2 separate regions of the Homo sapiens genome follow, and region 1 is linked to region 2. The links are chromatin loops, found by intact Hi-C in ENCODE. Cell type or tissue: PC-3. All regions are shown on one strand. Links, peaks and the distances in the headings refer to the core of each region. The heading gives the core; the rest is flanking DNA. Region 1 overlaps LOC122539214 (Zinc finger protein LOC122539214). Region 2 overlaps ZNF611 (zinc finger protein 611).

Evidence for each region. Hi-C counts contacts between places; a loop is a spot of excess contacts. Peaks named below come from ENCODE experiments on the same cell type or tissue, not always from the same donor. Only the 100,000 strongest peaks of a DNase experiment are listed, where the experiment ranks them.
Region 1: it touches region 2 in a loop (2.4-fold over the local background); 1 of 110 quality-filtered maps calls a loop at or near these places.

What each region holds. Positions count from the first base shown.
Region 1 is chr19:52,665,969-52,674,297 of GRCh38, reverse strand. All of the region lies in intron 1 of LOC122539214 (Zinc finger protein LOC122539214), which reads left to right. It also overlaps a transcript of ZNF83 not described here. Among named protein-coding and RNA genes, the nearest start is that of ZNF83, 32 kb to the right of the region's middle. RefSeq lists enhancers at 1-288, 3,499-4,698, 5,205-5,706. In PC-3, for the core only: no CTCF peak of the experiment used is centred there; a DNase peak (open chromatin) is centred at 4,007; H3K27ac peaks cover 1,845 bases.
Region 2 is chr19:52,717,406-52,725,734 of GRCh38, reverse strand. All of the region lies in intron 3 of ZNF611 (zinc finger protein 611), which reads left to right. Among named protein-coding and RNA genes, the nearest start is that of ZNF611, 13 kb to the left of the region's middle. In PC-3, for the core only: no CTCF peak of the experiment used is centred there; a DNase peak (open chromatin) is centred at 3,204; H3K27ac peaks cover 1,791 bases.

The sequences.
Region 1 (8,329 bases), core at 210-8,209, 51 kb after region 2:
TCTTTTATATTGTTGAGGTAAATTTCCTTCTTTATTTTGTTTAGGGTTTCTATGATGACAGGATGGTCCTAAGTCTTCACACATCAGGGCCACAGCCCCAACCTCACAGGAAACAGGTGATCTTTTGAAAGGCTTAAGGCCCAAGAGTTCATTTGAGGGCTTTTTAACCTGTGGATTTGGTCTAGAGCCATATCAGAGGGTTGTGTCTGTGTGAGTGTGCAAATGTGTGGTGCTTTCCAAGTTCAGTTGACATTGGTAATTTTTTTTTTTTTTTTTTTTTTTGAGATGGAGTCTCACTCTGTTACCCAGGCTGCAGGGCAGTGGCATGATCTCGACTCACTGCGGCCTCCACCTCTCAGCTTCAACCAATTCTCCTGCCTCAGCCTCCCTAGTAGCTGGGATTACAGGCACACACCACCAGGCCCGGTTAATTTTTTGTATTTTTAGTAGAGATAGGGTTGCACCATGTTGACCAGGCTGGTCTCGAACTTTTGACCTGAGGTGATTGGCCCACCTCAGCCTCCCAAAGAGCCACTGCTCCTGGCCTAATAATTTTTTATTTATTTATTTTTTTGAGTTGGAGTCTCACTCTGTCACCCAGGCTAGAGTGCAGTTGCATGATCTCTGTCTCCAGAAAAAACAAAAAACAAAAAGATAATATTTGCATCGTTATTGGCTCATTTTTGATTACTTGGGAAAACAGCTTTCAAAAGCTTAAGGTTTTTAAATACATGTGACTTTCTATATTTTTTTTCTGATGTTCTGTTTATAGCATTTTGTGTGTGTGTGTGTGTGTGATGGAGTTACACTCTTCTTGTGTACCCTGGAGTGTAGTGGTGCGATCTCAGCTCACTGCAACCTCTGCCTTCTTGGCTCAAATGATTCTCCTGCCACAGCCTCCTGAATATCTGAGATTACAGGCATGCGCCATCACCCTCGGCTAATTTTGTATTTTTTTAGAGACAGGGTTATACCATGTTGGTCAGGCTGGTCTCGAACTCTTGACCTCAGGGGATCCACCCATCTTGGCTCCCAAAGTGCTGGGATTCAAGCATGAGCCACTGTGCCCAGCCATTTGTTTAGTTTTTTGAGATGGAGTCCAGCTCTTTCGCACAGTCTGGAATGCAGTGGTGCAATCTCCACTCACTGCAACCTCTGCTCCCTGGGTTTAAGTGATTCTCATGCCTCAGTCTCCTGAGTAGCTGGGATTACAGGCTCACATCCAGTTTTTTTTGTATTTTTGGTAGAGACAGGGCTTATAGGTTTGAGCCACCACACCTGGCCATCCCCATTTTTATATGTACAATTTAATCATTGACTACAGTCATTCTGTTGTGTTATGAAATAATAGGTCTTATTCTATTTTTTGTACCCATTATCATGTTCTATTTATTAATTATTTCTGATTAAAATAAACTTTTTTGCCATGCACGGTGGCTCATGTCTGTAATCCCAGCACTTTGGAAGGTCAGGATTTGGAGACCAGCCTGGCCAACACGGTGAAACCCCGTCTCTACTAAAAATACAAAAATTAACCCAGCATGATGGCGAGCACCAATAATCCCAGCTACCTGGGAGGCTGAGGCAAGAGAATCATTTGAACCCAGGAGGCAGATGTTGCAGTGAGCCGAGACCGTGCCATTGCACCCCAGCCTAGGCAACAAGAACCAAACTCAATCTCAAAAATAAATAAGTAACTTAATTAATTTTTAAAACATAAAGATGAGGTGCTATGTTGCCTAGGCTGGACTCCAACTGTTGGGCACTAGCCATCCTCCTGCCTCAGCCTCCCATCATGCTCGGATTACAGGCACAAGCCACCATGCCTGACGACATTATGCTTTTTTAAACTTGCTAATATTCTAGATATGCTAATTTCCCTTCTAAATGTAATCATATTTTAGCTAATTACTAGTGTTTGATAGATGAATTCTTCCATAGCTAGGGATGTGGGAGAAAAACATAGTTCATAGTACATGTTAACTTACAGATATAGTCATAAAAGTATTACATGCAGAAATGAGGTGATTTATAATTTCATTTTATTTTTATTTTTATTTTTTTGAGACAGAATCTCACTCTTTTGCTCAGGCTGGAGAGCTGTGGTGAGATCTTTGCTCACTGCAACCTCTGCCTCCTGGATTCAAGAGATTCTCCTGCCTCAATCTCCTGAGTAGCTGAGATTACAGTTTTGTGCCACCTTACCCAGCTAATTGTTGTATTTTTAGTACAGATGGGGTTTCACCATGTTAGCCAGGCTAGTCTCAATCTCCTGACCTCTGGGTCATCCACCTGCCTCGACCTCCCAAAGTGCTGGGATTACAGGTGTGAGTCAATGTGCCCAGCCAATTTTATAACTTAGTTATATTTTTTCAGGGCCCAAGTAAAACGGAATAACTTGACTGCAATGTATTCTTAGTAATATTTCATGATCTTTCTCTATATGAAAATAAATCCTAACATTTAAAGACTGCATATTTTATAGCCTTTGTTATTCCCACCTGATAGAACACTCAGGAGAGAATAACAAAGAAAACACCTAAAATAGATTGCAATTGGATGGGTGTGGTGGCTTGCCTGTAACCCCAACACTTTGGGAAGCAAAGGTGGGTTGATCGCTTGAGTCCAGGAGTTGAAGGCTAGCCTGAGCATCATAGTGGGACCACCCCTCTACAAAGTACTAACAAATTAGCCAGGCTTGGTGGTGAGGGCCTGCAGCTCCAGCTAGTTGGGAGGTGTGGCGGGAGGATTGCTTGAGCACCAGAGGTTGAGGGTGCAAGGAGCAGTGTTCCTGCCACTGCATTCCAGCCGGGGTGACAGAACTAGGTCCTGTCTGAAGGAAAAAAAAAAAGTACAACTTGAAGATAAAAGGTACATTTTCTAATTTTTTCAGAAGGCACATAGAGTGAATTTAATATTACAATACATTTATAAATTATTGATGTTAGCATATTATGTTGTCAACAACATTTATCGTAAAAGTAGTTATATTGCAGGGAAGAACTGTAAAAAAAAGTATTTGAGAATGAGGTGTAAGCTCTGATTTTTTTATCTTGTCCAAATTCCTATGTAAAGAGTCTAGGGGGTCATGCCTTACAAACCACAAAACATATGGCAAAGAAGAAAGTCAAAATATTTGACCTCAAAACATGTTTCTGTGCCATATTTTGAAATGGTCCTTCAAAGGTATCGTTTGTGAGGGGTTCATGTGCGTCTGCAAAGAATCTCTGTTAACATAGCTAGATCTTTTTCTTCTAGGCCCTACCAATCCTGAAGAGAATAACTAAAAATCTAACACCTTTTAAAGGTCTGAATAAAAAACATTCATCATCTATTTTCTCTGAAGGCAGCCAGCAGAGGACTTCAAAAGAACCTTGGTCTCCAACATCTTTTATCTTAACCTGAACATTTCCTCTCTATTGATCCCAGGTATTTAGACAAACTCAACCAATTCTAATCAGAAAATGTTTAAATTTACCTGTAGCCTGGAAGCTCCCACTTTGAGTTGTCCCACCTTTCTGAACAAAATTAATGCATCTTTTAAATGTATTTGATTGATGTCTAATGCCTCCCTAAAATGTCTAAGAAGAAGCTGTTCCCCATCACCTTGGACATATGTTCTCAGGACCTCCTGAGAGTTGTGTCATGGGCCATGATTATTCATATTTAGTGCAGAATAAATATTTTAAAATATTTTACAGAGTTTGACTCTTTTCCATGACAAATATAACTCATTTTAAGTGTGTTGTAAATAAAGTTTCGGTGCTGCAAAAGAAATAGCACCAAATATAAAATTTTCTTTTTTTCTTCTCAGAAAGGCAATTTACTTATATAGAAGGTTGTGCCCTCACAGAGGGAGCAATGGTGAGTGCGTACCTGAACAAGGGAGGGGAAGGGGTTATTTCTGATGCACATGGCCCTTGCTGCTGTGTCATTCCCCTATTGGCGAGGGTTAGACCACACAGGCTAATCTAATTCCAATTGGCTAATTTAAAGAGAGTGACAAGGTGAGTGGTTTGGCAGGAAAAATGTTATGGAATGAGGGTGGAGAATGAGTCAGGGTGGAGCAGGTAATCGGAGTGAGTCAGGGTGGGGCAGGTGATCAGAATGAGTCAAGGTGGAGCAGGTGATTGGAATGAGGCAGGGTGGAGCAGGTGATCAGAATGAGTCAAGGTGGAGCAGGTGATTGGAATGAGTCAGGGTGGAGCAGGTGATCGAAAAAGGTTGCTTTATGAGGAAGTTAAGTTTAAAAGTAGAAGGCAAAGAATTGAACATACTGACTTATTGATTCTTTGAAAAGAAATTTAGAACTCATATCTAACATTCCCTTCTCTTGCATTTTCCTTACAGCTCTTTCTCTTCAAACTTCTTTAACATGTCTTGGCTTAGTCATTCGGTTTGATTTTCCAAAATAAGAAGAAGCTTCTTTGGATAAGGTGGAGGATAGTTAAGGGAGATTTTAGTAACTGCCATTTTTATGAGCCTCTGCACCAACCCACGGATGCATGGTGTGACAGAGCACCTGACAAGAATAAGTACACCCATTACGGCTGTGAGGGAAGTAAGAATTGAGGCTACTATTCTTTTCCATCTACCGAACCACTTTTCTAGCCATCCTGAAAAGGGGTCATTTACCCCTGAGTTGTTCACTAACTTATTGGACAGAGCAGTCAGACCTTGCAATGTCTTTGTTTTACTTTCAATGGGCGCAGTGTTGTTTGGGATGAAGGTACAACACTGAGTTTTAATTATGATGCAAACTCTTCCTTTTTATGCTAATATCATGTCAAAGGCTATCCCATTTTCCCAAGACATCTGGCTGGTAGCCCCTAATTGCTCAGCTATTCCTTTAACAGCATCTCTAGTGTAATTAATAGATAGCTGTTGGTTGTCATAGATTAGTTTATCCAGTTTACATTTTATTAATTGTCACCCACCAAAACATTGACTCAAATCCTGCAGCTATTTGATTTTGGGCTTTAAATTGATCTAGTCTTCCCCATGGGACTCTAATTGTGTCTAAATAGACGTGAGAGTCAAAAGACCCATAAGGGACTTCTTTTGCTTTATGGTGTCTTATTTTTCCTTTCTCTGGTTGATGAAATGCCAGGGTGAAAGGGATAGCCAATTGGACTAAAGCATAAGTGCCACTTCAGTTACTCAGTAAAGTGTCCAGTAAAGGTCCACCATAATACCACTATGCATCTGCTCAGGGATGAATAAAGAGTGGCTGATTGGTAAACTTTTGAAAAATTTTAAGCTCTCTGCATCCCTTCAGGTCTCCAAGGAATGTTAAGTTTCCTCCCTGTCATGAGGGACATAAAGTGAACTTAGTGTTGGGAGTTGGAAGCTGGATGGCCCTGGAGGGCTGACCCACAGGGTGTCGAACTTTGGGATATAGCAGACAGAGAGAGCTTGGCATAACTTGTTACCCCAGGATGTAGAATCCTGGAAAAGAGCTAGCATCCAGCCCACACCTGGTCTACTGGAGGACAGCCCTCGTGGAAAGGGGACAATCTGGGCCTCTGGCCTGCCATGTGCACAAGCATAACAATTGCCTTTGTTCAACATGCAGAGGGAATATTTGATCCATTTTAGCCAGGCATTTACATCTTTATACCCTGTTTCAATAGCTATGGTTTGCCTTAGGTCTCCTATTTCTACTACTGAGAACTTGCTTTTGTCATTTGGCACGAGGCATGTCATAGTTTGATTTCATAGATTTGGGAAAGGGGCAGCTGTAGGAGGTGGAGGAGGGAGAAAAAAGCACACCCTAAAGAAGCCTATAGGATCCTTTCCAGTGACCTCTGCTCCTAAACCATAGAAATGCTCTAAAGTTGGGTTAGAGTTGCTAGTGGTAGGAATAGTAATGGATATAAGCACTGGGAAAGGAAAGGAAAGGAAAAGATAGATAGACTAAGCTTTCCTTAGCTTTAATTTGGTAGGGCTTGATCCAGGAACAGTGGCCCATGATTCTGATGATAATGGCACCTGCTTGACTCAGGTGTGATGTGTCCCTCCCTTTCTGCTGTATGAACAGCAGTCTCAGTGGTTAGCAGCACAAGATAGGGTCCTTCCTAGGCTGGCTCGAGTTTCCATTCTTTCCATCCTTTGATGAGAACGTCATCCCCAGGCCGATGCTGATGTACTGGAAACTCCGAAGCTGGCGCCTGTGCTGAGAGACTCTTGTTTTAAAGGAAGAGAAGGTGGAGGATAAACCAAGTATATAATTTCTAAGAAATTTATCATTTGTTTTAAACGTGGGGACATCAGCAGTGGACTTTATAATCCTTGGTGCCTTCTTGCTGAGAAATTTTCTTTAGCACCTATTTTTATTAGTTTTTAGACCAAAGAAAGCCAAATACCATTTTATATTTAACACTTCATGTATGATTTTTATACCAGATAAGCTACATTTCACCTTTATATTAGTGTTTTATTAATGTTAAACTTAATTTTAATAAAACCTTGTAGACATATTTATCCAATGTTAATGTCTGACCATAAGGTAAGATTTTTATAGACTCTTTAACCTTTTATAATTTTTGTTGAAGAGCATGTTAGTGCTTTAAGAAAAACTGGTTGTGCTTTTATTTTAATATCCAGTTCACAGAAAAACTGGATATTACCCCTTTAACTTTTGCCAGTATGTTTACACACAGAATTTCCTTTACAATTAACATTTTGAAACTTGCTTAAACCTTTAAAACAAATTTTTTTAATCTTTCAATGTAGGTAAAAATCCACATTCTTCTGCCTCCCTATAATCCTTTTACCAAAAGTATATTTTACTTTCCTTACACAACTTGCACATAAACTGTTTCTTCAACAGTTTTACAATCAGGAGGACTAATTACTTTCAAATTATATGACATTTCTTGCATAAATTCCCTCTTATAACTTTTCTTTTTTCACAACTTTGACAGACAATTCTTCAACATGCCTCAACTTTCTGAATTGTTGCAAACATCCCTTTCTTTAAACCACCATTTGATTTATTTTAGGACAAGAATTTACCATATAACATTCTTTTTACATAAATTCTCCTTCCTCCTTTTTTTTTTTTTTTTTTTCAAAGATGATAACCATTCTTTCCCAAAGTGAACTTCCTTCATGTCTGTGAACTAGACTGCCTAAGGTCACAAGATTAGAAGTTAGGATAATACATGTTACAATGTTAACTTTTAGCAAACTTGACTTTCGTTGAAAACGTTGTAAGTTTGGGATTTCAATTCTTTGCTATTAATAAGACCTTGTTCAGTCCATATTAACTTAGAAGTGGTATAGGTGGCCTCCTTCCTGATTCTGTAACTACTTTAAAGTTTGGCTGAGTGCAAACAGCTTGCACATTTCAGCAGTCCAATTATTAGGCAATTTTCCTAACTCTGCTTCTGCAAGAGTTTCTTTATCACTTATTGAATACCCATTATGTCTTTTTCCCTCAGTCACCTGGGAGAAACCCTGTATAGTCCTGTCTGGAAGGGAGTTCCTCCTAGGCCTGGTCAGACCTTTGCATGGTAAATAATTAAGATTTAGACCCCCTGTTAGAAAACCTGCTGGGTTAATGGAATTTTCAGTGGTTAATGTTAAATCATCTTTTTCTACCAGAATAGCCTCATACTTGAAGATTCTTGAGTCAGTAAGCTACCATTTTGCCTTTTTTTTTTTTTTTTTTTTTTGACTTAGGATAGTTCTTCCTTGATGAGGTGTGCTCACAATGAGGTTTCCTCTAAAAGTTATTTTTCTGTTTCTTCTGTTAGCTGAGCAGTTGCCACTACAGATTGAATGCATTTGGGCCATCCGCGGTTTACTGGGTTAAGGATTTTTGATAGGTAAGCTATGGGTTGTCAGTGGCCTCAGTGCTTTCAGGATATGCCATTGTTTACACTGACAACAGGGTGGTATTGGAGTGTTATAGGGTCATGGAGAAGACCTTCAATTATCAATTATAGGTTTTAAATTTACCCTGGCTTTTAAAGGAATAGGGTATACTGTTTTCTCTCTACTACTACTCTCTCTCTCTCTTTTCTGACTCTCTGTCTCTTTCTCCCTCTCTCTTTGACTCCCTTTTTGTCTCTCTGTCTCTTTCTCTCTCTCTCTTTGACTCTCTGTCTCTTTCTTTTTTTTTTTTTTTGAGATGGAGTCTTGCTCTGTTGCCCAGGCTGGAGTGCAGTGGTGCGATCTTGGCTCACTGCAAGCTCCGCCTCCCGGGTTCACACCATTCTCCCACCTCACCCTTCCAAGTAGCTGGGACTACAGGCACCCATCACCATGCCCGGCTAATTTTTTTTTTTTGTATTTTTAGTAGAGACGGGGTTTCACTGTTAGC
Region 2 (8,329 bases), core at 168-8,167:
CCTACCGAGGCGCGTGAGTTTTGCTCTGCCTTGTATTAAGTCTGCACTTCCCAGGTCCCTGGCACTTCTGTCCCTGGGACGTGGGGTCCTCACAGACCTGGAAATTCTTGCCTGTCTTCCTTCACCCAGAGCAAATTGAGACGCCCATAAGAGTCTGGAAGTTGCTTCCTTTTGGGTTTGAAGTCGCTTGGAGGCTGGTCCCGTCCCCGGTCTTTCTGCTATAGGGCAATGTATACACTTCCTATCGCATAGTTTTCCTGCTCAAAACCTTGTTGACTCATCCTGCCCCTTGCTTTTTAAAGTCCTCACCCGTGCGCTGGATTCCCGCCCTGGGCGCCTCCCAGCCCCCGTCGGCCTCCCCTGGAGCGCAGCGCCGGGGCCCCAGTCCTGGGGAGGCTGGGTCCTCTGCCTGGTCCTGGGAGCCTGCAGGTGCCACCCATGTCTTAAGGCGCCGTCTCCCACTATGTCCCTCCTCGTGCCGGGCCCTGCTGCTCCCCAAGTCTTCCCTCCGCAGTCACCGCTTCCCCTGAGCCAGCGTTGGGGAGGTCCCAGGGCCTTGTCCTATGACACCGGGTGTTCTTGCCTGCCCAGCTCCACCTCCTGGAAAATGCGCTTCTCCAGGATGTAGGCCTCTTACTCCAAACCCGCGTGTGATTGTTTGGGTCAAAGAGATGAGGAGATAGAGAGAGGGACTGAGAGAGCAGTAGAAAACCAGAGACAGAGAAAAGAAGAATGAGAAAGGCCCGTAACAGATGGCAAAGTAGAGGATGGGTGAGAAATTTGCCAAGAGACAGCAAAAGTGAAAGAAAAAATAAGAAAGCAGGAGGAGAAAAGCAACTGGAGAAATGTAGAGAAGAGCTAGATGTACAGAGATGAAGGACAAGATAGGGAGAGGGGCAGCAAAGAGGGAGGCTCACCAGAGTGAGGGAGAGGAGGAGGGATTTGGAGCCAGGGCAGACAGAGCAGAGTGGTGCTGGTGGCACGGAGACCAGAGGGAGAACCACAGCAGGGAGGACACCTGGGGATCTGGGGTGCTAGAGAGTGGGGACTGGGGGCTGTAACAGGGAAGAGAGAATTTAACAGGGAGAGCAGAGGAGATGGAGAGATAAGAGAAGAGGCGGTAATATATAGAGATTGAGGACGATTGAAAGATTGGGGAGAAGGAGCAACAAGAGGTTAAATAAGGTTTGGGGAAAAAAAAGAGAGATCAGACTGTTACTGTGTCTATGTAGAAAGAAGTAGACATAAGAAACCCCATTTTGGTCTGTACTAAGAGAAATTAGTCTGCTTTGAGATGCTGTTAATCTGTAACCCTAGCCGCAACCCTGTGCTCACAGAAACATGTGCTGTGTTGACCCAAGGTTTAATGGATTTAGGGCTGTGCAGGCTGTGCTTTGTTAAAATGTGTTTGCAGGCAGTATGCTTGGTAAAAGTCATCGCCATTCTCCAGTCTCGAGTACCCTGGGACAGAATACACTGTGGAAGGCCGCAGGGACCTCTGCCCAAGAAAGCCTGGGTATTGTCCAAGGTTTCTCTCCACTGAGACAGCCTGAGATATGGCCTCGTGGGAAGGGAAAGACCTGACCATCCCCCAGCCAGACACCCGTAAAGGGTCTGTGCTGAGGACGGTTAGTGAAAGAGATAGCCCTCTTTGCAGTTGAGATAAGAGGAAGGCCTCTGTCTCCTGCTCCTCCCTGGGAATGGAATATCTTGGTGTAAAACCCAATCGTATGTTCTGTTTACAGAGATAGGAGAAAACTGCCTTATGGCTGTAGGTGAGACATGCTGGTGGCAATACTGCTGTTTACTGCACTGAGATGTTTGTGTAAAGTCAAACATAAATCTACCCTACATGCACATCGAGGTACAGCATCTTTCCTTAAACTTATTTATGACACAGAGAGCTTTGCTTACATGATTTCCTGCTGACCTTCTCCCCACCATTACCCTACAGTCCTTCCACATCCCCCTCTCTGAGATGGTAGAGATAGTGATCAATAAATATTGAGGGAACTCAGAGACCTCGGCTGGTGCGGATCCTCCGTATGCTGAGTGCTGGTCCTCTGAGCCCACTGTTCTTTCTCTATACGTTGTCTCTGTCTTATTTCTTTTCTCAGTCTCTCATCTCACCTGATGAGAAATACTCACAGGTGTGGAGGGGCTGGCCCCCTTCAATAAGGACCAGACGCTGTGGCTCATGCCTATAATCCCAGCACTTTGGGAGGCTGAGGTGGGCGGATCACCTGAGGTCCAGAGTTTGAGAGCAGCCTGACCAACATGGAGAAACCCCGTCTCTACTAAAAATACAAAATAAGGCAGGCACGGTTGCACATGCCTGTAATGCCAGCTACTAGGAAGTCTGAGGAAGGAGAATTGCTTGAACCTGGGAGGCGGAGGTTGCAGTGAGCCAAGATCGCACCATTGCACTCCAGCCTGGGCAACAAGATGGAAACTCCGTCTCAAAAAAAAAAAAAAAAAAAAGGTTAAATAAGTTGTGAGGATGGAGCAGAAGAGGTGGAAGAGAAGCAATAGAGGGAAGAAGGGGATAAATTGCAGGAGAGGAGAGAGGTACAAAATAAGGAGCACAATCCCAGGGAAAAAGAAAAGAAAACAAGAGCTAGAAAGAGAAGGGGAGAATGAGAGATATGCACAGAATTAGGGAGGGAAGCACAGTAATGAAGAAAGAGGGGCCAGGCGCAGTGGCTCATGCCTGTAATCCCAGCACTTTAGGAGACTGGGACAGAGAGATTGCTTGAATCCAGGAGTTCAAGACCAGCCTGGGCAAAATAGTCATTGCCCCCATCTCTATCAAAAAAAAAAAAAAAAAAACGAAAACAAAAACCAGGCATGATAATGTGCACCTGTAATTTCAGCTACTCTGTAGGCAGAGGCTGGAGGATCACTTGAGCCCAGGAGGTCCAGGCTGCTGTGAGCAGAGATCATGCCACTGTACTCCAGCCTGGTGAAAAGAGCAAGACCCTGTTTTAAAAGAAAAAAAGGGTGGGGGACTTTGGATACAGATGAGTGTGTGAGTTCATTGGATATGATTAGTTGTGACATGTTGACTTCTGTGTATATAATCTAATAACTTGTTTAAATTATACAGATGAGTTTGAGAATTTTAAAATTCCTATGTGAGTCATGTACATTCTATAAATCTTGGTGTCAGAGGTTAGCTTCCACTTGGAATCCCTATTCAGCCCGAGGGCAGTGACTTACTCAGTTGTGAGTCAGTTTCTTCCCTTTTCCCAGGGTGGGGTAGAAAGTGGGGCAGTGATGTGGGGAAAAAGAAAAAAACAACTTTCTGTTATTACATAATACTTTTAATTAATTAATTAATTAATTAATATTTTGAGACAGGGTCTGGCCCTATTGCCCAGGCTGGAGTACAATGGCGTTATCTACTCTAACTGCAGCCTCGACCTCTTAGGCTCAAGTGATCCTCCTCCCTCAGTCTCCTGAGTAGCTGAGACCACAGGTGTGAGACACCAAGCCCGGCTAGTTATTTATTTATTTTTTATTTTATTTTATTTTTTTTGTAGAAACGGTTTCAGTATGTTTCCCAGGCTGGACTGAAAATCCTGGGCTCAAAGGTTCCTCCTGTCTTGGCCTTGCAATGTACTGGGATTATAGGGATGAGCCACCGCACCTGGCCTACATACTAATTATTATTATTATTATTTTGCAGTGGAGTTTTGCTCTTGTTGCCCAGGCTGGAGTGCAATGGCACAATCTTGGCTAATGAGTATCTCTGCCTTTAGGGTTGAAGCGATTCTCCTGCGATACTACCCCCTGAGTAGCTGGGATTACAGGCATGGGCCACCGTGCCCTGATAATTTTGGATTAGGAGGCTGAGGCAGGAGAGTCACTTGAACCCAGGAGGCAGAGGTTGTGGTGAGCTGAGATCGCATCATTGCACTTCAGTGTGGGCAACAAGAGCGAAACTCCATCTCAAAAAACAAAAAAAAGCTCTCCCTCTCCCTCTCTCTCTCCCTCTCCCTTTCCCTCTCCCTCTCCCTCTGCCTCTGCCTCTCCCTCTCCCTCCCTCTCTCCCTTTCCCCTCTCACTTTCCACGGTCTCCCTCTGTTGCCGAGGCTGGACAGTACTGCCGTGATCTGGGCTCGCTGCAACCTCCCTGCCTGATTCTCCTGCCTCAGCCTGCTGAGTGCCTGGGATTGCAGTCACAAGCCACCAAGCCTGACTGGTTTTTGTATTTTTGGTGGAGACGGGGTTTCGCCATGTTGGCCGGGCTGGTCTCCAACCCCTGACCTCCAGTGATTTGCCCGCCTTGGCCTCCCGAGGTGCCGGGATTGCAGACGGAGTCTTGCTCACTCAGTGCTCAATGTTGCCCAGGCTAGAGTGCAGTGGCGTGATCTTGGCTTGCTACAACCTCCACCTCCCAGCCGCCTGCCTTGGCCTCCCAAAGTGCTGAGATTATAGCCTCTGCCCGGCCACCACCCCATCTAGGAAGTGAGGAGCGTCTCTGCCTGGCCACCCATTGTCTGAGATGTGAGGAGCCTCTCTGCCCGGCTGCCCAGTCTGGGAAATGAGGAGCACCTCTGCACGGCCGCCATCCCATCTAGGAAGTGAGGAGCGCCTCTGCCCAGCCACCACCCCGTTTGGGAAGTGAGGAGCGTCTCTTCCTGGCCGCCCCGTCTAGGAAGTGAGGAGCCCCTCTGCTCGGCTGCCCTGTCTGGGAAGTGAGGAGCGCCTCTGCCTGGCCGCCCCGTCTGGGAAGTGAGGAGCACCGCTGCCTGGCCTCCCCGTCTGGGAAGTGAGGAGTGCCTCTGCCCGGCCGCCCCGTCTGGGATGTGAGGAGCGCCTCTGCCTGACTGCGACCCTGTCTGGGAGGTGAGGAACGCCTCTGCCCAGCCACCCCATCTGAGAAGTGAGGAGCATCTCTGCCCGGCCGCCCCATCTGGGAAGTGAGGAGCACCTCTGCCCAGCCGCCACCCCATCGGGGAAGTGGGGAGCACCTCTGCCTGGCCACCCCGTCTGGGATGTGAGGAGTGCCTCTGCCCGGCCACGCCATCTGGGAGGTGGGGAGCGCCTCTGCCCAGCAGCCGCCCCGTCTGAGATGTGAGGAGCACCTCTGCCCGGCTGCCCCGTCTGGGAGGTGAGGAGCGCCTCTGCCCAGCAGCTGCCCCGTCTGGGAAGTGAGGAGCGCCTCTGCCCGGCTGCCCCATCTGGGAGGTGAGGAGCGCCTCTGCCCGGCCGCCCCATCTGGGAGGTGAGGAGCGCCTCTGCCCGGCCGCCCCATCTGGGAGGTGAGGAGCGCCTCTGTCCAGCAACCGCCCCTTCTGGGAAGTGAGGAGTGCCTCTGCCCGGCCGCCCCATCTGGGAAGTGGGGAGCGCCTCTGCCCGGCCGCCCCGTCGGGGAGGTGGGGGGCGCCTCTGCCTGGCCGCTGTGCAATCTTCCAAGTGTGAAGTGACAGCCTTTCTGCAGGTGTACCCAACAGCTTATTGAGAACTGGCCATGATGACGATGGCGGTTTTGTCGAAAAGAAAAGGGGGAAATGTGGAGAAAAGCAAGAGAGATCAGATTGTTACTGTGTCTGTGTAGAAAGAAGTAGACATAGGAGACTCTATTTTGTTCTGTACTAAGAAAAATTCTTCTGCCTTGAGATGCTGTTAATGTGTAACCCTACCCCCAACCCCGTGCTCTCTGAAACGTGCTGTGTCAACTCAGGGTTAAATAAATGGATTAAGGGCGGTGCAAGATGTGCTTTGTTAAACAGATGCTTAAAGGCAGCATGCTCCTTAAAAGTCATCACCACTCCCTAATCTCAAGTACCCAGGGAGACAAACACTGCGGAAGGCCGCAGGGACCTCTGCCTAGGAAAACCAGAGACCTTCATTCACGTGTTTATCTGCTGACCTTCTCTCCACTATTGTCGTATGACCCTGCCACATCCCCCTCTCTGAGAAACACCCAAGAATGATCAATAAATACTAAAAAACAAAACAAAACAAAAAAGAATGAAGCAAAACAGGAGAGGGGCATAAAATGAGCAGAAGTCCAGGGGGAAATGCAGAAAAGAAACAGATGGAGAGAGAAGGTGAGAAAGAGCTATGTATAGAATGATGGAACAGTAATGAAGATGAAGGGGGACCCTGGGTGCAGATGAGCGGTGAGTTGATTGGATGTGATGATGAAGTGATGACATGTTGCTTTCTCTGTTTATAAGGTAACAAATTTAAAATTAGTTTAAATTATACAGATGAGAATGAGAGTTGCCAAACTCCTGTGTCTAAGTGTGGTGCATTTTATAATGATGGCATCAGAGGCAGCTTCCCTCTGCAACCCCTCTTCAGCCAGAGGACAGTGACTTGACTCGTTAGTTGTGGATCACCCTCTTCCCTTTTCATGGCTGGGGTGGGGAGTGGGGGAGAGAAGTAGGGTAAGAAGTGACTGAGTCTCTGTTACTATATGGAACGTGATGAAAGGAGTATTAAAAGTGCTTTTGTTCTCTTTTTGTAATTGGTTTCCTTTTTTCTAGTTCCTCTTCATTTCATTCATGTGGTTGGTTTTTTTGTGTGTTTTTATTCATTTATTTTTTCTTTTTGAGATGGAGTCTTTCTCTGTCAGGCAAGCTGGAGTGCAGTGGAGTGATCTTGACTCACTGCAACCTCCACCTCCCGGGTTCAAGCAATGCTCTGCCTCAGCCTCCCAAGCAGCTGGGATTATAGGCAGCTGCCACCACACCTGTCTGACTTTTTATTTTTAGCAGAGACAGAGGTTCACCATCTTGGCCAGACTGCTCTTGAACTCATGACCCCGTGATCCACCCGCCTTGGCCTCCCAAAGTGCTGGGATTACAGGTGTGAGCCACCATGCTTTGCCTCATTAGTTGCTTTTCATTTTTTAAGTTTACTTTTAATTTACTTATTTTTGTTGTTGTCGGGTTTTTTGTTTTTTGTTTGTTTGTTTGTTTTTTGACTGAGTTTTGCTCTTGTTGCCCAGGCTGTAGTGCAATGGCATGATCTTGGTTCACTGCAAAGTTCGCCTCTGGAGTTCAAGTGATTCTCCTGCCTCAGCCTCCTGAGTAGTTATGATTAGAGGCACGCACCACCATGGCCGGCTAATTTTGTATTTTTAGTAGAGATGGGGTTTCTCCATCTTGGTCAGGCTGGTCTTGAATTCCTGACCTCAGGTGATCCTCCCACCTCAGCCTCCCAAGGTGCTGGGATTACAGGCATGAGCAGCTGCCGGGCCTTTAATTTCTGTTTTTTTGAGACACTCTTACTGCTGTCCAGGCTGGAGTGCAGTGGCAGGATCACAGCTCAGTGCAGCGGCAACCTCCTGGGCTCAAGTGATTTTCCCACCTCAGCCTCTGGATTCCCTGGGACCACAGGCACGCCCCACCAGGCCTGGCTAATGTTTAGATATATATTTTTATTTATTGAGACTCTGTCACCCAGGCTGGTGTGCAGTGGCATGATCTCGTCTCACTGCAACCTTCATCTCCTGGGGTTAAGGGATTCTCCTGCCTCAGCCTCCAGAGTAGCTGGGGCGACAGGTGTGCACAACCATTTCCTGCTAATTTTTGTATTTTTAGTAGAGACATGGTTTCTCCATGTTGGCCAGGCTGGTCTCGAACTCCTAACCTTGTGATCATGCCCTGGCCTCCCAAAGTGCTGGGATTATAGGCGTGTCACCATGCCTGGCCTCATTGTTTTCAAAGTATGGTATATTTTCAAATATTTCTCCTTTGACCCAAGATTTCATTAGATCTATATTTTTTAACCATTTTAAAATTGTTTCTCTATGAGATTGTGTTCAGTTTACATTGAGGTCTGTGTGCTTTCTAGTCTTTATCATATATCGAAAACGTTTTCTACTACGTGATATATAATTTTAGGTTGTTTCAGTGTGTACTTGATAAAGATATCAAGGACCTTTTTTCCTTACCCTAACATGAAAATTTAGTTCAAGTAGCCTATTCCATTTTCTTTCCTCATATCATCTGAAAAAATGGTGATCTGTGAGCTTCTAAGTAAGTGTCTCCCTCAATTCCCTCTGGTCCATAATATTCTCTACAGATGTTGAAGGATGGGCTGGATTGACTTGGAACCTTGGTTTAGCAGAGCCCATGTGTTCATGAGAAAAGCATTTGCTCAGATCCCATTTCTACAGCTGCCTCTTTTTCAGTGTTTTAAACACCTATTGCTGTGTGTGCACAGTTGTGTATATTTTGAACATTTTTCTCCTCATCTCCTACTTGTGCCCTCCTCTCTTCCACTGTTCCAGCCACACAGGCTGCTTTCCTATTCCTGGGGCTGAGGTTGCTCCTGTCTCAGGGCCTTCACTTGAGCTGTCCCTCTGCCT